3 separate regions of the Homo sapiens genome follow, and regions 2 and 3 are each linked to region 1. A link is a loop called in an ENCODE intact Hi-C map of the cell type or tissue named here. Cell type or tissue: IMR-90. All regions are shown on one strand.

The links. Peaks named below come from ENCODE experiments on the same cell type or tissue, not always from the same donor. Only the 100,000 strongest peaks of a DNase experiment are listed, where the experiment ranks them.
Region 2: it touches region 1 in a loop (8-fold over the local background); 62 of 110 quality-filtered maps call a loop at or near these places.
Region 3: it touches region 1 in a loop (7-fold over the local background); 29 of 110 quality-filtered maps call a loop at or near these places.

The regions. Positions count from the first base shown.
Region 1 is chr7:41,701,641-41,709,640 of GRCh38, reverse strand. INHBA (inhibin subunit beta A) reads left to right here and starts at 6,551. Exons shown (of 3, transcript NM_002192.4): 1 at 6,551-6,636. The region is part of intron 1 of INHBA-AS1 (INHBA antisense RNA 1); the gene reads right to left. RefSeq lists enhancers at 1-503, 4,421-4,510. In IMR-90, CTCF peaks have their summits at 3,919 and 4,345 (motif pointing right); DNase peaks (open chromatin) are centred at 900, 3,940, 4,340 and 6,460; H3K4me3 peaks cover 3,434 bases; H3K27ac peaks cover 3,776 bases.
Region 2 is chr7:40,325,625-40,333,624 of GRCh38, reverse strand. All of the region lies in intron 9 of SUGCT (succinyl-CoA:glutarate-CoA transferase), which reads right to left. Among named protein-coding and RNA genes, the nearest start is that of SUGCT, 190 kb to the right of the region's middle. In IMR-90, a CTCF peak has its summit at 3,870 (motif pointing left); a DNase peak (open chromatin) is centred at 3,854.
Region 3 is chr7:40,229,438-40,237,437 of GRCh38, reverse strand. The region is part of intron 6 of SUGCT (succinyl-CoA:glutarate-CoA transferase); the gene reads right to left. Among named protein-coding and RNA genes, the nearest start is that of SUGCT, 98 kb to the right of the region's middle. In IMR-90, a CTCF peak has its summit at 4,709 (motif pointing left); a DNase peak (open chromatin) is centred at 4,707.

The DNA.
Region 1 (8,000 bases):
CTACAGGGAGCACCATTTTAATTATTCTCAGCTCATAGTTAAGTGATGTTGGAGTTGGCCAAAATTACCTTGTTGGCTTTCTGCCCCTGTTTCATTAAGGGATCACAAATGAACCCCTGGCCTTTTGGAGAGAGGTTTTCTGGAGTGTTTTTTTCCTTCTACTATAGAGGCTCCTCCCTCATTCATTATACTCTTCCATCTTTTAAGAGGAACTCAATGAGTAGAAGAGGGATTGTAGCCATAAGTTATTTTTTGAAAGTTTAAAGCTGGTTGTAGAATTCAGTGATTCCATTTTAAACTTTGTAAGAATATTGTGCTTAATTACAGTTTGCTTTTCCAATCTAAAGTGACAGAAGTCCTACTTGCTATTTCACCTTTGCAAACTTGACCTTCCTAAAATTAGAGTGGGCCACCTGGAAATATTTACTCACCTAGCTGAGCTGCTGCCAGTGTCCACGCGAGTCCACAGGACTCGTGAACAGCAGCACTCAGCCCATGCCTTGGAGCTGCTCCCACAGAGGGCAGAACCTTTGGACTCTATTAGGACACGAGGGAGGCAGCAATTCACTGATTTAAAAAAAATACACACAGAACTGCCCCCAGGCTTTTCTGTCGGGCTTTTTCCCTCCAAGCAGCGATTTGGGAACAGGTTGTGGGGGGATCTTTGTGGACAGGCAAAAGTGGATGCAAATCAAGATTGCTGCTCTCTTATCAGTCCAATGGAATCTACGTGCTAAACCACCATGTCTTCAAGTCACCAATGGAACTTATTACCCAAGGGGATCCAGGTGAGAAAAATGATTACAACAATCTGTTCCGCATTCCTTGGGGGGTATTTTTCAATAATCTTCTGAGGCAATAGGAAGATAAATTGTTGAAGCAGATGTTTCCTGATTGGGTTAGAACTGAGTCATGATAAACAATTTTGAAATATATATTGGTCAGGAAGAATGTTGAGGGCATATTTCTTCAGGTTGAGTTAGTCTGGGTTTTTTTCAATATATGTTTTTATATAGTGGTTGTAAATGAGTATTTCTTTCAATATTGAATTTTTTTTACATGTACTACATGGTTACTTCTTGGGAAGAAGTCCAGGCATTTCTGAATCATTTGAAAGTTGATTGAGGCCTTTGGTTCCAAAATGACCATTTACCTGAGGAGACAGTGATTCACACGTTGGAAGAGATGATACGGCGTCAGAGTGTCTAAGACATTCCCCTCATGGCTCCCTTCATCTTAAAATGATCTCTGACCTACCCTTTCCTTTCTGGATGACCCATTTTACTCAGGAGCTAAGTGATGAACCAGGGAAGTAAGCACTCACTGTATGGACAACAGGATTTCAGTTCTAAGCTAGTTTTATCCAGGCAACTTCCCTCTTGTGCATTTCACCAATACTTGTTGATTACTCTTACGATTTTCCATGAGATGGAATCCTTCACAATAGTTTCCCCAGTCCTCACAGGAGAGCAACACCTGGAAGGGCATGGCCTTCCTTTAATAGACACACCACTTCCTTTTACAAAGGAAGTTTGGAGAATATAATGTTGCTTGCAACAGCCATTAGGATTTAGCAAAACACTGTTTTATCTCTTTGGATATTGATTGTATGTCATTCCCCTAAGGTATTAAACAAATAAAATCAAGCTACATCATATTTGTTTGCTCTAGGAGAAAGGCATGGTTATCCTACGTTTGTGAATTTTACTTCAGGGAATTCTCTATTGCATGGATTTATCTGATACTGAATTGCTAAAATGAACAACTCAATCCTTTATTCATTTACTCTTTTGCATGAGTCTCTTGTCTCCTAACAACTTGGGTGTGGGCCAGCCCATCTCATTTTGTTGCTGGTCACCAAGATTCTGCTTTAGGTCAGAACAAAAAGCCAGCAGGAAAATGTATTGAGACCATACGTGAAAGTTGGTTGGAACAACGAGGTTGCCCAAGAGGAACATTGTATCTGTAGTCTCCAGTAATCAGAAAACATAAGATGCAAAAGGAAGCAGAATCACTTGAATTATTAGTATTTTGTAGAGCTGCAATTTTTTTTTTTTTTTGGTTTCCAAGGCCTCTTGGAGATGGATAGGGAGAAGGTTGAGTGAAACTTTACAATTATAATATGAAATCAGGGTATCTCAACTGCAGAACAATGAACACTGTAGGCCAGGTAATTTCTTGTTGTTGGGGGCTGTCCTGTGCATGGTAGGATATTCAGCAGCATCCCTGGGCCCTACCCACTAATGATCAGTAGAACCTCCCTCCCAGCTGTAACAACCAAAATGTCTTCAAACATGGCCAGATGTTCCCCGGGGAGCAAAATCGCCCCGGTTGAGAACCACTGCTGTAGAATGAAGAGTAATAGGTTACTTACTGGGTTTTCTTCCTCCTTCTCTTTTCCCTAATTGTTTTAGTTCTAGTATCTGGGTTCCCTTGGTTCAGAAAGCAGCATTTCCAAATAATCTAAAAACAGAGTGCTCTTACATAGCAGAAGGCCTTGTGGGATATTCTGGTGGTTCTGAAAGAAATGTGAAGCTTACGAGTCAAGTTTCAGATTAACCATTTCTGACCCTGTTGTTCTCAATGAATTTCAGGGGACTTTTTAATGCTTTCCTCTCTCTCTCTGTTTCGATCTATTCATTCATTGATTTAACTTAAAAGCAAAACAGCTTCCCAGTTCAATTTTGAACGTGAAACGCTGATTCTCCTTTGTCCCAAATCTTTCTACCTAACATTCAGCCCAAGCTATGTACAGGCTGCGGCTGTCCAGGAAACAGGCAGGGTTTGCCAATCCCATGTTCGATTTAAACCATTTGATGAGACCCTTCATCACAGACTCTCGCAGTCTCCCTGCAGCAAATAGTACTCTGGATCCTGCCCACGTTCTCTGGATTCTGAGCTGCCTCTGGAGGGAGTCACCCCTCACCAACAAGGCCAGGTTTTCCGGCCTGAGCCCCAGAATAACACATCAGCTGCTGGGAACACCTCGAGTCCTTTTGATTTCTCTCCATAGTCACGTTTTATGTTCGGTTTCCCAGACGGGATGAACCAGAAATCATGCTTTTTTGGAAACAGATTTTTTCATAGGAAGGAAAGAAAACACCGTGACTCGTCAGCACTCTTGTCCGTGCCTCTGAACCCCCAGCCTTGTGTCATTTCAGCTGAATCAGAGAACAACATCCCAGTCACCTGCTTGGGGCGTTCGCGTCTCCTGGCTTGTATTTTTGACTGAATAACAGCAATCCGTGAGCAGCAGCTAAAATAATAGAGCCCTGAAAAATGCCCCAACCCCCACTCCCTTTTCTGGTCCTGTCTCCTTGCTCCAGGAGTAGTGAGGAAAGAGACCAGTTAATAGCGTGGATGAAAGCTGAAGGACAGACGGTTTGAGAAGAAAAGTGAACATTCTTGCTTCCTCATCTATGCCAACTTTGAACAGGGACAGCTGCTGCCACAGGTAAACACCACTATAGGGTTGGCCGTGGCCCTAAGCTAGGTGTCACCGTAAGCCACGGGCCAGCACACGAACGCTGGCCTCTCCCCCATTCGCACAATTGAGCTCTTATCCTTAAACGAACTTTGTTTTTTGACCAGCTCACTAATTGTGATTGAAAACACCAGCTCCCCAGCAATGCACACGCATTGGAGTTAGCAGCAGCAAGACAGGCCCTAATTGCTCCATTTACATAAAAGTAGAAACATACAACTTCTAAATATAAATCTCTGGCACATCGTTCCTTTTGCAATTACAGTAAAATAAGGTACCACAGTTTCCCTCCCGGCTCCTTCTCGCAGCAAGCTGCTCCACCGGGTTCGCTAGTGGCTGCTCCTCGAGGCGAGAACAGAGCCATGCAAATGCTCCAGCGTGGAGTTGGGTTTGTGAAGTCGCCAGTAAATCAGGCCGCCTCCACTAGGTGAATAACGCGGTGGCAGCGGGCCACTTTGCTAGTGCAGTCGCTGGAGGACCGCGCTCCGCACTCAGAAGGGGGCAGTTGGCTGGTGCGCGAGCGCTCCCGGCTCGCCTCTGTCCGCGGGGAGCCAGCCGGCCCCTCCGCAGGTCCCGCTCCCTGACATTTGCTGTGGTTTCACTCCCTGGCACTGAGGGCTGGGTTCAGAGATTCCCAGCTGCACTCACTGAACAGTGATTTTTTTCCCCTCCCTGAATTCTTTAGCTGCCAAAAGGGGGGAAAAAATCAAGAGCTGCTCTTAAAAGAAGTTGCCCTTGCTGGTGCTCAGGGTAAAAATAGAGGCTGCCGCTTAGACCGGCTTGGCCCTGGCTCCAGGCATCCTGCGAGCTGGGCTCGAGCAGCGGCCGCGTTCCGGCGTGATCCCTGGAAGCTGCCAGCAGGTGCTGCTCAAGGTACAGTAGCAGGGCCGAGAAGCCGGGACCCGAAGGGCCTGGGGTGCGGGGAAGCTCCGGGGGAGGGGGAAGTGAAAGAGAAACCAAACCAAGGAAGGAGAAGGAGATTCTGGTCAGGACTGGGCTGACCAGCTTGTGCCCCGGGCCCTTGAGTTCCGCAGGGAAAAGCTGATTCCCAGTCTAGAATATTCCACAGAAGCTATTTTAACCTGCCTGCTTCCTCCACCACCCCCACCTTGATTTGCACCGAGGGAGGAGGCATTGCCACTGTGGTGCAGGTGGTTGCAGAGGGGTTGCAGCACGGCTGGTAGGCTGGCCTGGCAGGTGGGCACTCGGTGGCATCAGATGGCCAGCGGAGTTTCAGAGTCACACTTGTGTTGTGGCTCCTCTGGTCAGAGAGCTGCAGATTCCTGTGACACCCATGTTTAAGAACAGCCACCAGGCTTCTCAGAAATAGTATCACTTATTATTATCTGACAGCTGCACTTGACCCCCACAGGTTCATATCATGGATCCCATTTTATAGATGGGAACACTGAGGCCTGAGTTTACACGGTGAGTGAGCAGAGGAACTGGGATCTGATCTGGGTTTGTTTTGTGCCCCCCACCCCCACCCCACGTCACCTACACACACACACACACACACACACACACACACACACACACACACACTACTTTGTGTGGAGGCGGAGGGGATGTTTTCAGGACACTAGGGTTCATGTGTGGGTCAGGGGTGAGTTTAGATGCCCTGAAGGTCATTGACTCCACTAATTCTCAGCAAAAAGGGTGGAGAAGTTTCTTTCTTATAAAGGGTTTGAGTTCACCCAGTGCTAAGCTGAGGGGCAGGTTTGGAGTTCACCATCATTAATCCTATTTCTGTCTTCGCCACTCAGATTCACTCTCTTCCTCTACAACCTAATGATTTTTTTCCTACTTCATTTCTGCATATGCAGTTCTTAGAATACTCCTTCCCCCCACCCCCATGCAGCTCAGCACCCACACTTTCTCTGTATCTAGCCAAGAGAGACCCTTTTACACAGAAAACTTCTGGTGTCCTAATGGAACCTGCTTAAGCCACACATCAGGAGGCCAGAGCCTCTATATTTTGCTTGTGGGCACAGTGAAAAGTTTATTTTATGCATGTTAAATCCTGCATACAAAACAACATATCTGGTCATATGGCTCTCATTAGCTCCCAATTTTGCACATTTTATCCAACTTGTCATGAGAACTGGGCTTATGCTTCAACTGTAGTCCTTCAAACAACCCTTCACCGTTCTTGTCAGAGGACCCCTTCCTCCTGTGTTATTTACCAGACTTGCCAACACCCCTCCCCCACAAAAAAAGCCTGACCAGCTTTACCCCTATTTCAAGGAGTGTTCACTTCTTTTCATTAATCTGCTGTTATATTTGTAACAATTTAGAAATTATAGGAGTTGAAGTTCTGGTAAAAAAGAATGATGCATGAGGGTTTTTGTTGTTGTTGTTGTTGTGTGTGTGTGTGTGTGTGTGTGTGTTTGGTTAGTTAGAATGAGATTCTAAAGACCTGGGAAGGATACTTATGAAGTTCATTTAAAGAGAATTACTATTTCCAAAGTTCTTGATTTATGAAGCAGGCATTCAATTTCAAGATGTAAAATAATAGTGTAAGTTGGTTGGGGTCGGGGGAGACCATCATCATATGATTATACAGATTTTCCCAATTTTTTTCCTCAATGAAATAGCTTATTTTAAAAATATAAAATTAGAATCCCTATAAAGAACACTACCAATTTTCTTTCCTGAAAGAAACAATAAAATACTTTGTAAATAGAAGCAACTTCATGAAGTAACAGATGTTTTATGTAAAGACATAAAACTGAACCTGAATATAACGAGACGTGTGTGCGAGTAGTAAAAGTTGAAAGTTGGACACACTCATTGAGACATATCTATTTGATTCCAATGTTTTTCTAAAAGGTAGAGTAATCCTAGCCAGAGGTTTCACTGGCTCAGTGCATCACCCAGTAGTGTCTCAGAAGCCAGGAAGGGCTTTCCATTAGATAATGAATTATGAAATGTCTCACACTGGAAAAACCAGTCATCCGCTGATGTCATGCTGATTCCAACCAATCCCAAACAAAGCCCCAGCCCTCCTCTGTTTCAGTGGTACCAATGTGTGGTGTACAAATAAGTAGTACAGTATAAAACTTCACAGTGCCAATACCATGAAGAGGAGCTCAGACAGCTCTTACCACATGATACAAGAGCCGGCTGGTGGAAGAGTGGGGACCAGAAAGGTAATGCTTTTTAACTCTTACTTCTGAGCTCTTTACACATTCAAAGATAGGAAAGCTAGGAGGAATTTTACAACTAATTGGCATTTCCAATGTGCATTGTGATGTGTACCTTTTTATATTATTCAGGCAGGTTAATACAGCTTTTAATAGTCCTAGAGCATGCAAATAGATTATATGTTTATACAAGCCACTCAGCACATATATACAAGTACATATGCCAAAGAGAAAGCTATTTTTAAGAGTTACATTCGCAAACAGTAAATTCAGGGAACACACACATACTCAGATGCAGAGAGAATCCAAATATTGATAAGTTGCACTTATCTAAATGCTGCTATTAGGACTCCTGAGTTGTTTAGAGCCATTAAACTTTTGGTTGTATTTCAGACTTTCTTGTAAAACTTAATTGAACTGCAAAACATTTTGGGTACTGTATATGTGACTCCAAATAGGTGGATGATGTTAAGTATTATAGCACAAAGATTTTTTATAAAACCATTGTAACACAAATGTCCCCTGCCTCCCCCATTCTCTTTCACCATCCCCGTAAAAAATATGAGGCTTTTTAGGCAATGTTGACAAAGTTTTAACAATAATGGTGGAGTAATTGATGTTTCTGGAGCTGAAACCCCAAAGGTGTTAGGTTACTTGTAACAGAAAAAGTCTTACAAATAGTTGTTTTGGAAAAGGGGACAGTATATATAATTCAGAAAGCATTGTTAACCTGTGCAAACTGTAATTATAACTTAGTGTCACAATTTTCTTGCCCTCTTCCCCTTGCACTCAGATCTTATCTTGTAGTAATGATATTTATTAACTCTTTCCACCTAAACTGCATTGCTTGACTGTAATGCTATGAACACACTAGGTGTCAGATATAAGCTGAGTGTATCTTCAGAAACCAAGAGGGCTTATGTGTGGGAAAGAAACCGAGAGGGAAGGAACGCTTTAACAGATGGACCCCTTAAAGATTCTTCTGCAAGATAAAAGCAATAAGACAGAAAATGAAAAAGAGGGGAGGGGGAAGAATTTTTTTTAAGCCTTAGAAAGGCATTGTTAAAAAATTCACATTTTTCTTTTTCTGTGCACACTAAAATCCATGATGATTTCATCTGCACTGTTCCTTTGAGGGAAAAAGAAGCAGTCAAGGAGGCTGTCTATGAATGCACTGGTCGGGACAGGCTTGGGGCAAGCTGAAAAAACTACCACATGACAGAGAAAAATAATTTGCCAATATATTTTAGAGAGTCTTTTCCCATAGGACCAGTTATTCAAGTCATACGAGTGCACTCTTTTTATAAAAGGATGTGGGAAAGGCCAAGAGAATTTTGCATTTTATCTGTGAAGTCCGGCGAGTGGTGGTA
Region 2 (8,000 bases), 1.4 Mb after region 1:
CGCCCTGTCACCCAGGCTGGAGTGCAGTGGTGTGATCTTGGCTCACTACAACCTCCACCTCCCGGGATCAAGCAATTCTCCTGCCTCACCCTCCCAAGTAACTGGGGTTACAGGTCCATGCCCCCACACTGGGCTAATTTTCATATTTTTAGTAGAGATGTGGTTTCGCCATGTTGGCCAGGCTGGTCTCAAACTCCTGACCTCAAGTGATCCACCTGCCTCAGCCTCCCAAAGTGCTGGGATTATAGGTGTGAGCCACCACGCCCGGCCACTAAATATACTATTATTATTACATACTGACCATGTGTTTCCTCATTCACAGAGAATATATTTGTCCAGCATTATTTTATACATTTTCTTTACTGTTTTCATTATATTCAATCTGTTTTCATCATTCTGTACATAAAATGTTATAATTCCACTATTTCATCCAACCCTGATGCTCCTAAAGATTTCCTAACCCAGCAGTAGTAGTTTCCATTAGTTTCTACTAATTTACTCCTTCTACCAAGATTATGAAAGGAAAATGGAATCAGGATACTTACTTGCCACCAATCATTCTATCCATTCTTTTTTTATGCTTTTAGCATTTACGTATCTAATATGCATATAAATACTTGGGGACTATACGTTTCTACAAAACTGTTAATTTGCTGTCTAGATGGATGGATGATTTTGCCATGCCCAACACACCACCTTCATCCAATACACCACTAAATCCTCTTCTCCTGTCACTACTCCCTCCACTGCCTGACACCATAACCCTAGCAAGGTCTGTGTCAAATTGGGTCTCATGCTTCCTCTGCACTTATCAACTTTCTCCCAGTTTTTAGGTTAAACCCTAAACTGCCACTTAACAGATTCACTACACACAGAGCTCATTTTCTGGCCCCCCACATTAATGCAACACCTCAATGCACCATTATGTTTGCTGAACAAACCTCAGATTCTTTTGCAGTCTACACAGTAACACTATTATAAGTTTTGTTCCCTGCCTCCCAGCTTCTTTGAACTAGGACTGAACTTACTGATTTGATTCCTACAATGGAAACAGGAATGACATGGTAGGCAAAAAAGAACAATCCACACCCCTTCTAAAGTTTCTTGAGATGCATTTTAAACAATGACTAGAAATATATCTTAAATTTAACTATGTAAAAAAAAAAAAACAAAAAAAAAAATCCAATGCAGATTCCAAAAGTCTAACAAGAAAGATGAGTTTATTTTTAAGATACATAATGCTCTTAATTCTTTAATATTGTATTCTTCTTCTATTTGAGACAGCACACTACTAATACAGGTGATGTCACATCAGAATCTCCATCATTCTTCATCAGTGGCATATTATCAAGCGAAACCATGGGGCTGTTTATGATGGAAGTGCAAAGATTCTTACTAGGATGTTTTCAGGATGAGAGATCTCTTCAGACTTCCTTGAAGTTGTTTTCCAAGACTGCTGCTAACCAAGTAATGTTCTGGTGACCCCAAGGTGTCAGTCATAGCTATTCAAAGTCTAGAGGTCCTCCCTGAACCAAAAATGGTCATTCCAAACCAATAAAGATAATAAAGAACAGACAATCTGGAATTTATGTGGCAAACATTCAATAAGAATTTGGCAGTTTGCTTCTAAGAGTTTGTTTCTCTTTAGAAATAAAGCTTAAATCAGTGACTATGCCATTTGCAGTTTAAATGGCCCAGCCTGTAAGATGGCTATACTAACAACACTAACGGTGCTAACAATTCTACTGAGCTTGATCACCATGAGGGAAATTTTCATTGAGAATCTCAGTGTGGAACTTCTCTCCCAGTTACTGTTCTAGGATTCACATGTTTCCCTGCCCCTCTACCAGACTACCAATCTGCTCCCCACTGACCCACACCATTGTCATGAACACATTGGCCAGGCAGAGGAAAAGGAAGACTTCTCCATGACCCAGAGCTCCACTCTGGTGGACAAAACCTATAGGAACAAGGACTCCTGGCAGTTGATGAACTGGGTTATCAGCTGGGAGATAAAGATAGCAGCAGGCCTGCGGTCTCTGAGCTCGTGTAGTACTGGCAGTCACAGCTACCGGCTACTGAACATATGCTATGTGCCAGACCCTATGCCACATATTTTAAATGCACTGTCCTGTGACTTGTCACCAGGTAGTAATATACCTATTTTATACATGAAGAAATTAAGGATCAGTGAGATGAAGCAATGTGCCAAGGTCTGTCTGACTCCAAAGCTCATGCATGCTTTTAAACACTACACCTAAATGTGCTGCTATCTCTAGCAAGTTGAGTCTCAGCAGCAACAAGTGAAAAGAAAAAGGAAAAAAAAATTCAGCAGTAAAGAGGATGGGTGTGTAAAATACTATCACTGAAGAAGTAGATGTTTAGACTGTGCCTAAGAATAGGAATGGGCATTTTAGGCTTGTTTTCCATGATTTAAATCAAGCTTGTCCAACCCGCAGCCCCCAAGCCGCATGTGGCCCAGGACGCTTTGAATGCCCAATATAAATTCATGAATTTTCTTACAATATTACGAGATTTTTTTTGTGATTTTCTTGTTTAGCTCATCAGCTATCTTTGGTGTTGCTGTATTTTATGTGTGGCCCAAGACAATTCTTCTTCTTTCAATGTGGCGCAGGGAAGTCAAAAAATTATCTAAATTTTAGATAATGTTTTAGAAAAATAAAATTCATTTTCACTAAAATGCTTCAAAATTAATTCTGTTTCTGGTCATAAGGAATCACATCAGAATAAATGATGTTAGAAAAGACCCTAAAGCTTAGAAGTAATTACTATGGTGACCTTAATTATTTGAACAAAAGAAAATTATATGTAAGCTAAAACTGTATTGTTTTTACATCAATAAAACCATTTTCTTGGCTGAAATTACCCAAACCAAGTATTTGCCACGCATTTAGTGATATAAAGTAAATAAATGCCCCCCCATCCAGAAGAGGAAATACACACACTCACAAAACACACTCAAGCACACACAAACACTTGCTACTTTATGACTTGTTTGCTAACCTTGTTAACTGAAACAGAGGAAAAACCATGCCGGACTTAGAGGTAGGAGCGTTTGCCAGCAGGTAATTTCTTTCAAGAACTAACTTTTCTCAAGCTAGGCATCCGGCAAAAAAAAAAATCGGATCTTCTAAAGCATAGTCCTTACCCTCTTCACCCTTCTTTCCTAATATGCAGACCTAACCAGTTGTTAACAGGACCTTTCCTAGGAACCTCATACATCTCTAAATGTATATCTTCTCCCTCAGGATATTACTTTACCTGTAAATGTCCCTATATTCACCTTCATGGCTGAAACTAACTCCCTACAAGATTACATTTGGGACATTATTTCCTAAGCAGACTCAATCTTCTTTATAAAACTTCCCTTGAGACACCTCACACACTCAGAAAGGTCAGCACTTCCTCCAACAATCACATCTTAGAGGCTGATGCTAATTTCAGGATACAGCCTTGCTTCCTTTCTGTTCTCAATAATGTCTACGGAGATCAAATCTGTATGTTTATTCTGTGTTGCTGTGCTCAGAAGCCCAGGATGCTGTTCTCTCAGTGAGCCTGTCACAGCATCTGCAGTGTATTCTCTGCTGAGGTTATATAATGACAGACTAACCCATGCAACAGGGAAGACAGTAGGCAGGAGTGCCAATCCAAAAAAATGGAAATCATTCCCAGGAATCTCTCTCCAGGACTTTGAACCATAGAGAATGATAGTTTTACCTTAAATAATCAATGTGTATATCAGTAGCTGTAAGGATGGGGAGGAAATCATCTAATAATAATATGATCATGTTCAGGGATTCTTGCAAATCCCCATTGAAAAATCCTGTCCCATTACCAGGTTACAAGAGTGACATCTAGTGGACTCATATTAGAATGACAACAAGGGTCTAAGGAAAACAAATCACCTGTGCACACATCTTGTTAAAATGCAGATTCTGGTTCATTAGAATGAATCTATTACTTCTAACTTCCAGGTGATGCCAATGCTGCCACTCCATAGACTACTCAGTGTCACTAGGACCCAGAGCATTTCGCACCTGCTTTCACCCTCAGGCGAGAAGGAGGAGGGGGCACTTGAGAGTAAATACTTTCCAGGTGAAAAATAGGCCAAATGAATTATTAATATAATTCTGTATAATGTTCCTATTTCACTAGCACCACTCAGCATGCACACGTACCATTTCCTGTCTGGGCAGGGTCCCTGAAGCAGTACTCCTTTTCCTAAATGCCAGAAGCAAACTTAAGAAGGAAACAGCCTATTTCACAGCCATACTTATACATCAACATGATTTGTTCAAGTCTCCAGTACAGATTCACTTCAGTACTTAACATCTTACAGGCTTTCTACCATTGTTATATTATTTGCCTAATATTAAACTATAATAGTAATTGGTACCATATCAGAACTCAGTTATTTTCCCCCCAGGCAGCCTGCACCTGAACTGAGATCTATCAGGGTACTGTGTTGGTGCTAAGCACAGCTACTCAGAATTTCAACAAGATTTGCACTGGACACCCCTAGGAACAAAACAGGACATGTAACTACATGCGAATCCAACTGTTTCCATAAACTAGTCCTGTGTGATTTATTTGAGCTAAAGAGCCCTGACCTCCACACAGAGCCACCAGGCTAGACTCTTAGCTGCGAGGTAATGTGCGTGTCCCTTCAAAGAGGAGCTATGCCAGGCCTCACCCAAACTCTTCCCACCTAGGCCTCCACCTTGGGTAGATTTGAACCCATTCTTTGGTTTTAGGTCCACAGTTCTAGGAACGACAACAATGATTTCCAGCACTGAAGGAAATCAGTCTCTTTTCTCCAAAACACATACACATACACACACATACACACACATGCACACACATACACACACATACACACACACATACACATGTACAAAACCCACTTTCTTGTTCAATAAAGTCCTTCAGTACAAGATGATCGATCTAGGACAAGTAATGAGTTTTAAGCAGTGGAATCCCTGTTTCAAAAAACTACCAGAAGGTGGAATTGTTCTGGTTGAAATGGGGTGTGAATACTTAGAAAACTGTCTACTTGGTTTCTACCCAGGCTATCCCCCTCCTTAGGCCCTGGAATACTCCTCCTCATGTCCCAAATATTCCTTCCCATCCCAGCTCTGTCCCCACACTACCAAACTCCAGAAATACAGGTTGAAAACTAGAAACGATGAGTCTCACAACAGCTAAAACCATCCCCAACTCCTATATTGCTCAAGGACTGTTCTCATTAAATAGATGGAACTGTTAATAGGTAGAGTTGCTTCACTATACCATCACTTACTTATGAACCTAATACCATTTTAGCATATGCGACCAAAGGATTTATTCAAAAGATGTACAACCTGATTTCTGAAGGAAATTTGCTTTTAAGTCATAATTAAGGATCCCTGTGATGAGTAAACAACAGAATTGTTTATACCTCTTGAATTGCTCTTGGCAGTCCTAAAGGGGAAATTATGTAGAGGAAAAGGTCACATAATTATTTCTCAAAAGTAGGATAAAGATAGAAAATGAAACTAAACATGCAGCATTGTATCATCTGCCTATACAGTACAATGAGCTCAAGTCCCCCTGCCTCAGTTAGAATCCCAGTTATACCATGGACTTGTGACCCTGCACAAGTTATCTAAACTCTCTATGCCTCAGTTTCCACATGTGAAAGTGGAGATAATAGCAATAACTATTTTAAGGGCTGTGGTAAATATTGATTTAATATATGTAAGATATTTAATAACACAGTAATCATTGATAAATGTTACATCTGATAATTATTATAGTGATTAAGATAATATTACTAGAACTAATGACTGAATATTCAAAATGGCCTTTGATTCTTTTAGATAATTTTAGCCAAATATGTTAGGCATAGAAAATATAAAAACACATTAGTTCTGCACATATATTAAGAATACAAGAAAAGCCGAAAAAATCTTAAAGGAACTAGGGATTTACTACTTTTACTTTCCTTGCACCACCTTCTATTTTACCTCTTAGCGAAACACATTTAAAACACTATATGTCAGAGGGAATTCTGAGTTTAAAAAATCATAATAGTCTTTGAACAGTTGTAAGTGCATTTATTCTTTGTGCAATAGTTACCCTTGGACATCATGTTACCTTATTTATGTTAACTTCAGAAATTTTGTTTTAAATCAAAGACAGCCAAATCTTTCCTAAGAAGTAGCCCAGAGGGTGGCAGCTATTATGCCGCAGCTGGCACATCTGCCTTAATTTTACCTGCTCCTGGACTGCCCAGTGACCTATATTCTTCAGACTGTGGCAACCTCCTGGCCAACTGGTTCCAAATTTAACCAGGATCTTCAAACAAAAGATTTTGTCTTGCTTTAACAAGAATCCCAAATCCGTAAGGATCAAGGCATACACAAAGGCAAATATTCAAAAGCTACCTGGCCAAAAACTTTAGAACTAAAGGGGCTGGGGGTTCATACAATCCATGCCTTAATTTACCAGAAAACCAACTTTTGAATATTCTAACTCATCAGTGCTAATTAATCAAAAGTTTGTAGAAGCCTCTGAAATGTAATCTAATGTCTTTGCTATCACCTACTCTTTCGTTCCCAATAAATCTCCAAATATTTTTTAATGGGTAAGCATTATCGACATTCTTTGCAATTTTAAGGGTATAAAAACAAGTGTTTAAAATATTCTATTTCCTTCACTTTTTAAAACCAAAAGAGAAATCTCCACAATTTTTTGCTCTTACAAAGGTGAGTATATATTTTTTATAAAGGTAGGTTCCCATCTTGTGGGCTTCTCAGAGATTACTCCTGAAAATCATTTTTGTCATGGTTCCTTTTGTTAAGTATGAATCTATACCCAATCTCAATTAATTAAACCATTCAATAAACTAGAAGCCTTACTCCCTGTAACAACTGAGTGATGCTGCCATACATGATTCTCCTCAAACTCTATTAATTTTAATAATGCTATATTTGGACAATGAGCTGAAGGCTACAATTTCCGAAAAAGTTCTACAAAGAGTTTTTTTAAAACAAAATTACCACAGCGTGTTGCCCTCTTTTCTTCTCTAAAAAATGAAAAGAAATTAAGCTAAAAATCCCATAAAGTTTAAGAAAGAAATTCAGCTCTGTTTATTTATTTACTCTGCCCCTAAGCTTCTATGGGTAGTTTTCATAGAGACTATTTCATATTTTCATAGAAACTATTATTCACAAAAGCTATAATTATTAGTTCAACACACCAATAATAACAGGAGCCACCTTTTATTGAGGGCTTTCTAGAGTCAGATGCTGCACAAAACACTTAGTACAATGATCTCTTTTAATTCTCCAGGCCTGTCTGACCCCAAAGCTCAAGTTCTCCCAACTTTCCCTGCTATATTGCCTTTGAGTCCCTTGAAATCAAGGGCCCAGTTCTTCCTCATTTGGAGGCTTTCAGGACTAAAACACTGCCTACCCCACAGGGTACTCAAGAAATTATGTTTTAATTGGTTTGTCAAGAGTCATTTGAAAGCAATGTACTGAAACCATGGTAGGGGGAAACCTACACTTGCCCTACAGCTCATAATTCAAAGATACTTCTGTAGCAAGGCCAGCTATTAGGTTTGGTACCCACTAGAATCATAATAAACTTGACATTTGTTAAAGAGATAATGGAAACAGATTAGAAGAATTCTAGAATCTGCCAAAAACAAACAAAAAAAAAAGACGCACATCCATGATGCATCCAGCTTAGTTTGGATACAGTCAGAAAAGAAATTTGTTTTTGTTTTGTTGTTGTTGTTTGTTTTGTTTTGTTTTGAGACGGAGTTTTGCTCGTCGCCCAGGCTGGAGTGCAATGGTGCAATCGCAGCTCACTGCAACCACCACCTCCTGGTTTCAAGCGATTCTCCTGCCTCAGCCTCCCGAGTAGCTGGGATTACCGGCACGCACCACCACGCCCAGCTAATTTTTGTATTTTTTAGTAGAGACGGGGTTTCC
Region 3 (8,000 bases), 1.5 Mb after region 1:
AGTCTCGTTCCCGTCGAGCAGGGTGGAGTGTAGTGGTTCGATCTCGGCTCACTGCAACCTCCACCTCCCAGGTTCAAGTGATTCTCCTTCCTCAGCCTCCCGAGTAGCTAGGATAACAGGCGTGCACCATCACACCCAGCTAATTTTTGTATTTTCAGTAAAGACAAGGTTTCGCCATGTTGGCCAGGCTGGTCTCAAACTCCTGATGTGAAGTGATCCACCTGCCTCAGCCTCCCAAAATGCTAGGATTACAGGCATGAGCCACCGCGCCTGGCCTACCCTGGCTATTCTTAAAAAAAAACTCAGGCCGGGTGCGGTGGCTCACGCCTGTAATCCTAGCACTTTGGGAGGCTGAGGTGGGCGGATCACTTGAGGTCACGAGTTCAAGACAAGCCTGGCCAACATGGTGAAACCCCATCTCTACTAAAAATACAAAAATTAGCCAGGTGTGGTGGTGCATGCCTATAATCCCAGCCACTGGGAAGGCTGAGGCACAAGAATCACTTGAACCAGGAGGTGGAGGTTGCATTGAGCTGAGATTGCACCACTGCACTCCAGCCTGGACAATGCAGGGAGACTCCCTTTAAAACAAAAAAAAAGGAAATAATTCAAAACCAGGCCCACATTCTCACATGCAATAATCAATTAGAGTCGAGTATTGCCTCTCCCCTCTACATAGGGCATAAATCCTCTGATTTGCCACAGGGTCCACCACTCTACTTCCATATGCCTCAGCCGGGTTTCAAGTACTTCCCTGACTCCAACAGGTATTTGCTACCCTTGCTTTGTACACAGTAATATACAAAGTTAAGCTAATATACAAAGTTAAGCAGAACAATATCTCCCTGAGTTCTATTTATGTATTTTCTCAAGTAAACAAAGAAAACCTAAATGATTTTAAGATTTGGACATAAATAAACAATAACATCAACTAAGTGATTTTTAAGATTACAAAGAGAAGGTAGAGAAGGTGTCAAATTTTTTTTTTTTTTTTTGCCATCAGAAAGAATCAACAGAACACAGGAAAGATTTTCTTCTACTCCCCTCAGTCCTGATGCTTATTGCTACATCATAAAAGTTGTATCAGGCCAGGCGTGGTGGCTCACGCCTATAATCCCAGGACTTTGGGAGGCGGGAGGATCACCTGCGGTCAAGAGTTCAAGACCAGCCTGGCCAACACAGTGAAACCCCGTCTCTACTAAAAACACAAAAATTAGCTGGGTGTGGTGGTAGGCGCCTGTAATCCCAGCTACTGGGGAGGCTGAGGCAGGAGAACTGCTTGAACCCGGGAGGCAGAGGTTACAGTGAGCCGAGATTGCACCACCGCACTGCAGCCTGGGCAACAGAGAAAGACTCTGCCTCAAAAAATAATAACAAAAATAAAAATAAATAAAGGTTGTATCAGAAGCTACATAAATTTGTCTCCAAATCCTTCATATCAAGCAGAGTGACCCAATGAAGAGCTTTCCATACACATCAGCTACTTGCTGATATTCCCTGCATATGCTGCTTTAGGAAGGCCATGAAAGGGTTGCCTGCAAGCCTTGTTTCTCCAGCCACCTGGAAGACTCTCCCTCAACCTTTTGTAAAAGAGCACCCTCATTATATATGTTGCCACAGCACTTATCACAATAGAAACACAATACCATTATTTGTTAGATTTATTTTGTCTCCTCCCTACTAAAGTGTATACTCCAGAATGTTTTTCTGTTTGGTTCACTGCTGTATCCCCAGCCTCTAGAACAGTGTTCAATAACATTTATTGAAGGAATGAATGAGTGCAAAAATATTTTATATAAAAATAATTTTTTGGCTGGATGCGGTGGCTCACGCCTATAATCCCAGCACTTTGAGAGATCAATGCAGGCAGATCACTTGAGGTCAGGAGTTTGAAACCAGCCTGGCCAACATGGTGAAACCCCGTCTCTACTGAAATTACAAAAATTAGCCAGGCGTGGTGGTGCATGCCCGTAGTCCAGCTACTTGGGAGGCTAAGACAGGAGAATCGCTTGAACCCAGGAGGTGGAGGTTGCAGTGAGCCAAGTTCATGCCACTGCACTCCAGCCTGGGCAATAGAGTGAGAGTCTGTCTCAAAAAATAAAAATAACAAAAATTTTTTTCAAAAACAATCTATAAAAAGTAAATAAATAAAACCACAAAAGTGAGTGATAATCACCAATTAATCTACCCAGATGCATTCGCCACCAGAAATGATCTTTGTCACAAATAAGAGTATGTAAAACAAACTCCACAGATAAAATTATCACTTAATATGAAGGAATTAAAATAATTCAAGATTATAATTATTGATGATTAAAAAAAGGTGTTAAAACATGTCTCTGCTTATGTTTTATCTTGGAAAATTTCAAATAAAAATAGATAGAATATATAATAAACCCATCGGTCAACTTCAATAATTATTCATGGTCAATTTTATTTCCACTATGCCTATCTTTCAATTAGAACTGTTACATGAAGAAAAAATAAAACCATTATCTTTTTCTTTTTTTTTTCTTTTTTCTTTTTTTTGAAACTGGGTCTCACTCTGTCACCCAGACCGGAGCGCAGTGGCACCGTCGGGGCTCACCGCAACCTCGACTGACTGTGTTCCAGCAATTCTCCCCCCTCAGCCTCCCCAGTAGCTGGGACTACAGGCACACACCACTACACCCAGCTAATTTTTGCATTTTGGGTAGGGATGGGATTTCACTATGTTGCCCAGGCTGGTTTTGAACTTCTGAGCTCAAGTGATCCACCAGCCTCAGTCTCCCGAAGTGCTGAGATTGGGCATGAGCTACCACGCCCGGCCACATAAAACCATACTGAAAAACCCAAACGTCTTGATTCAGGTAAATTACAGTTTTATCTCCCAATATCAATAACAAAATGTATAAATTCTTAACTATTACTTTCTCAGTCTTTAGAAGAACAAAAATGGGATATGAAGCAAATAAAGAGAAATAAACTATAAGCCAACATTCTCTGTGCAGAAATAACGCCAAGTTTTAGAGAATGAGTTCCAGGGCAGGTAGTGTGCTGCTGTAGAGGGCACCCTGGCCCGGGATTCCAGCCTTCAAAGCAATGGTTTTCAAACCACTGGTAGTCCCCAGCACAAAACAAGTCTCCAGGAACAGAAAGAAGCTGCCACCATCGGCAGGAAGGCCTGTGCACTGTGAACCACCTGTTATCTCAGCAGGAAGTCAACAAAAGAAATTAAGTTTCAGTTAACTCTAGGTTCGGAAAATCAGGTGCTTCTGGCCAGGAGCCCAAATCCCTCAAATGGGACAAACCCAGGTCCCTCACCATCAGTGCAACTCTAAAAGGACTCTTCTAAATAAAGGCCTGCAGGAAAAATTCTCTTTTTGTTCAGCTTAGAACAAGGGAGAGACACAAATATCCTAATTACTTTAAATTACAACTTCTAAGTATTTCTATTAAAGAGAAAAGGAATAGTTGCTCTCATTGGAAGCAGTAAAGTATAGGGAAAAAGGGGAGTTTTAGGATTAAAAAAAATCTGGATTCAAATTATAGTTCTGCCAACTATTAAATCTTTGACAATTCATTCAATCTTCCTAAGCCTCAATGTCTTCATCTGTAAAATGGCAATATTCACATTTATCTCATAGATTTCTTATGAGGATTTAATTTGATTAGATAACACAAGCAAAATGAATTTTATATCAAGAGCTAAATATACATAATTACTAAAGATGCATTAATCAATGTATAAATAATATATTAGCTTACCTTTTCTACAAAATGTTGAGAATAACAAAAAGAAAACTACCCTGAGGTATGTCAAATGATGACAATAGACATCTAAGCATTTAAATTATGTTGTTTAATAAACCATAAAAATTAAGATATTTTGTACGTGGAATCTTGCACTTGTTCATAATAGCGAAGAAGCTGACAATAATAATAATAAACGTGGCTCTCGCCTGTAATCCCAGCACTTTGGGAGGCCGGGGTGGGTGGATCACTAGGTCAGGAGCTCAAGACAAGCCTGTCCAACATGGTGTAACCCTGTCTCTACTAAAGATACAAAAAATTAGCCAGGCATGGTGGCGCATGCCTGTAATCCCAGCTACTTGGGAGGCTGAGGCAGGAGAATTGCTTGAACCCGGGAGGCAGAGCTTGCAGTGAGCTGAGATCGTGCCATTGCACTCCAGCCTGGGCGACAGGGCAAGACTCCATCTCAAAAATAATAATAATAATAATAATAAACATATATATTCCATAATAGGAGTCAAAAATTATTCCACATTTTCACCTTATACTTGTAACTATTTAAATACTGACTACCAGTACTATGAATAAATTTTATGAGAATAAATAAATAAAATTTTAAAGCAGAGAATGAACATCAAAATGGTATTTTACTAAGATTACTCTGTTGGTGATGTGCAGAATGAAATTATTCATTAATAATTTAATGAAGAGGTAGAAAAAATGTTAAGCCTGGGATCCAGATAGTTCCTTTAAATTTTATTTTTAGCTTTACAATTCCAAAAACAACTATGATTAAAATCTAAATTAAAGAGGAAAAATGTATGCATATCGATTCTACTTTATATTCAAGTAAAGAGCTAAGAAAAATCAGGGAAGTTATGGAAAATCAGAGAGGAATACCCAACACACATTTTCTTTCTCTTTCTCCCTCTCTTCCACTTGGTAATTCACATTCATTTTAAGGAGCAACCTCGCCATCTTGTGGCATTTATGGACACTGAAAGCAAAACGTGAATTTCTAGACGTTGGTAAAAACGTACAGGGAGGAAGCTAAGGGGAAAAGATTTATTATCTCTTAATATTTTCCCTGAGTGCCATATGATCTGGCCTGCCTACCCCATTTTTCTTCTTAATTATGTCTGACTTTGTGTTTTCCCTCTCTCCCATCAGTGCTCAACACACTGTCTTGTTAATGGTTATACTTTTGGAGGTCACAGGTCCCTTTGACAAACTGGTAAGAAGCTATGAACTCTCCTCAGAAGAAAGTAATTGAATACATGCTCATACTCTTAGAACCCCACTCATTAACCCCTGTTGCCCTGGGTTAAGAGTCAGGTTAACGACCTTCAGTAGGTCATCACTGCTCTAGGCCTGGAGAACCTCAATTATCAAAACAACTCTCCCGACAGGGATCTGTTCAAGGACAGCTTTGAGGCTTCCAAGCAACCAAGAGACTCAGGATGAGGCTTTCACTTGATAATAAAAGGAAAAAAGAGAACAAAATAAAGTATCTCTCATCTAGACTATTCCATTAGCCACCTGTTTCTGCTCTCCCTACCTCATTTTTGACTCTTGTGATCACAGTGATTGACTGATTGATTGATTGAGACAGGATCTTGTTCTATTACCCAGGCTGGAGGGTAGTGGTGTGATCTTAGCTCACTGAAGCCTCAAACTCCTGGGTTGAAGCAATCCACCTGCCTCAGCCTCCCAAGTAACTGTGACCACAGGCATGCACCACCACATCCAGCTAATTTTTAAAATTGTTTGTAGAGATGTGGTGTTGCTTTGTTGTCCAGACTAGTCTTCAACTCCTGGGCTCAAGCAATCCTCCCACCTCAGCTTCCCAAAGTAATAGGATTACAGGCATAAGCCACCACGCTCAACCATACAGTGACCTTTTGAAAAGGTAAATCAGTACACTACTTTCCTGCCTAAAGCTTTTTAAGGGCTTTCCAAGTCACTTAAAATAAACCTCCACTCTTTATCCTGGCTTAGAGGGCCCCACATGGCTTGGTTACTACCTACTCTTTGGCCTCAGCTCGTCTGTTTTCCCAATGCCCTATCTTGGGCCCTGATATTGTTTTTAGTGTTCTCCACAGCTTATTCCCAAGGTGGGGCCTTTGCACAACCTAGGATGTATTTCTCTCCAATCTTCACATGGCTTGCTACTACATCCTCCTCAGAGAAGCTTTCTCTACCACCCAATCTAACATAGACTCCTAGGAATTCTCTAGCATTTTATGATATTTTCATTCTCTCTAAAGTACTTATCACTAGTGGATACTTTTATATTTTTGATGGATATCTCTCTCCTCTAGAATGTTAGTACCCTGAGGCCTGTGACCAAGGTGACTGTTCTCTGCAATATCTTTAGCACCTAGAATTACGTCTACCAGTAACTTAGCAAAAGCATGTTTAATAAATGAGTGAATGTGAATATATAAGTCTGGGAATAAAAACAACACTTGTTACAACCGGCTATAGGACAGAGATAAACCTCTGCTCCCTCCAGTGATGTCTGAAATAACCTATTGAGGGTAGAGGACTCCTGGCAACTGAGTTTCTGAGGTTCAACTGTTGGCATTCCCCAACAGTCCATATTTGGTCCTCTCTCTTCTCATTCTCATCTCTCTAATGAATCTCATCCCTTCTAAACAAGATACTGGAAATTCCCGTATCTAGAATAACAATGACAACATTTATCAAGTTATTGTGTATTAGACACTCTGTTAGACTTTTGTCAATTATTTGTTTAATTCATATAACAACTCTATGAATTATCCCCTTTTTACAACTATAACTGAGACATGGAAAGGTTAACTAACCTACTCAAGGTCACACAAATAGGAAGTAACAGAGCTTAGATTTGAACCCAAGTCTGGGTCCTTAAATAAAAAGATGTTTATATATATTTATGCATGTATGGACATCTCCACCAGAAAGTCCAAGGGAATGCAAGCTGACAACCCCTAAGAAGAAGTTATCCCACTTAAGTCACATTCATATGCCACCAACCCAGACTGCTCCTTCTACATTCACTAATTCAAACTGAAGGAAACCTAAGGGCCATCCTGGACTCTATTCTTTTACTTCCTGCCTATATCCAATAGATCACTAATTCCTAATTATTTGACCTGCCAAGTAATTCCCAAATCCATCCAGCCTCTCATGTCCTGCGATAGCCTGCTTACCACTTCCCCTGTCTCAGTTTATTCTTCATGTGGCTACAAAAGCCTTTCGAATTTGTAATTCTAATCAAGACATTTCCTTATTGAAATTCTTACGAAATTGCCTGTAGGATAAAAATAACAGTTCCTTAGCATGACATACTGAATTGTTTGTGACCTAGCCCCCACTCACTACCTATATCTTATCTCTGGCCACCACGTGACATGCATACTTAGAATAGCCGTTCTTCAGACATGCAAACTCTTTAATTCCTCTGGGCCTCTATACATGCCATTTCACTTGTGATCCTCATCTCCATTGTTTGTCAGTTCAAGGACAGCTCAAACCTAGCACTCTTTAAGATACAGACCTGGTCAATGATAGGTTACTAGAGACAAGAAAGAAGCAGGTTTCAAAGAGGACTAAGACCTATCCTGGTAATGAGTTCAAAAACAGTGTATATTTAAAAGTAATACCATTGTTATTAGCTAGAAGGTTAAGATTAATATTCTAAGCAACTACAGAAACTCCAACAATAGACTGTTTACCTCAAAGGAGAATAAAATGCAATAAAATGTTTCATAGTAAGTAATGTAATTCTTCAAAATGTACATACATACCTGGATTCTGTTTATTTCTCTACTCATTTTCTAGTGTAGGATGTTTCTGAATTAAAATGATAGGAGGTATAAACTCCTGATGCTTTTTTTTTTTTTTTTTTTGAGACAGAGTCTTGATCTGTGACCAGGCTGGAGTGCAGTTGCACGATCTCGGCTCACTGCAGCTTCCAACTCCCAGGTTCAAGTGATTCTCCTGCCTCAGCCTCCCGAGTAGCTGGGACTACAGGCACGCAACCACCAAGCCCAGCTAATTTTTGTATTTTTAGTAGAGATGAGGTTTCACCATGTTGGCCAGGATGGTCTTGATATCTCCTGACCTCGTGATCCACTTGCCTCAGCCTCCCAAAGTGCTGAGATTACAGGTGTAAGCCACCGCACCAGGACTTTTTTTTTTTTGAGACGGGGTCTCACTCTATTGCCCAGACTGGAGTTCAGTGAAGCAATCTCGGCTCACTGCAACCTCCACCTGCTGGGTTG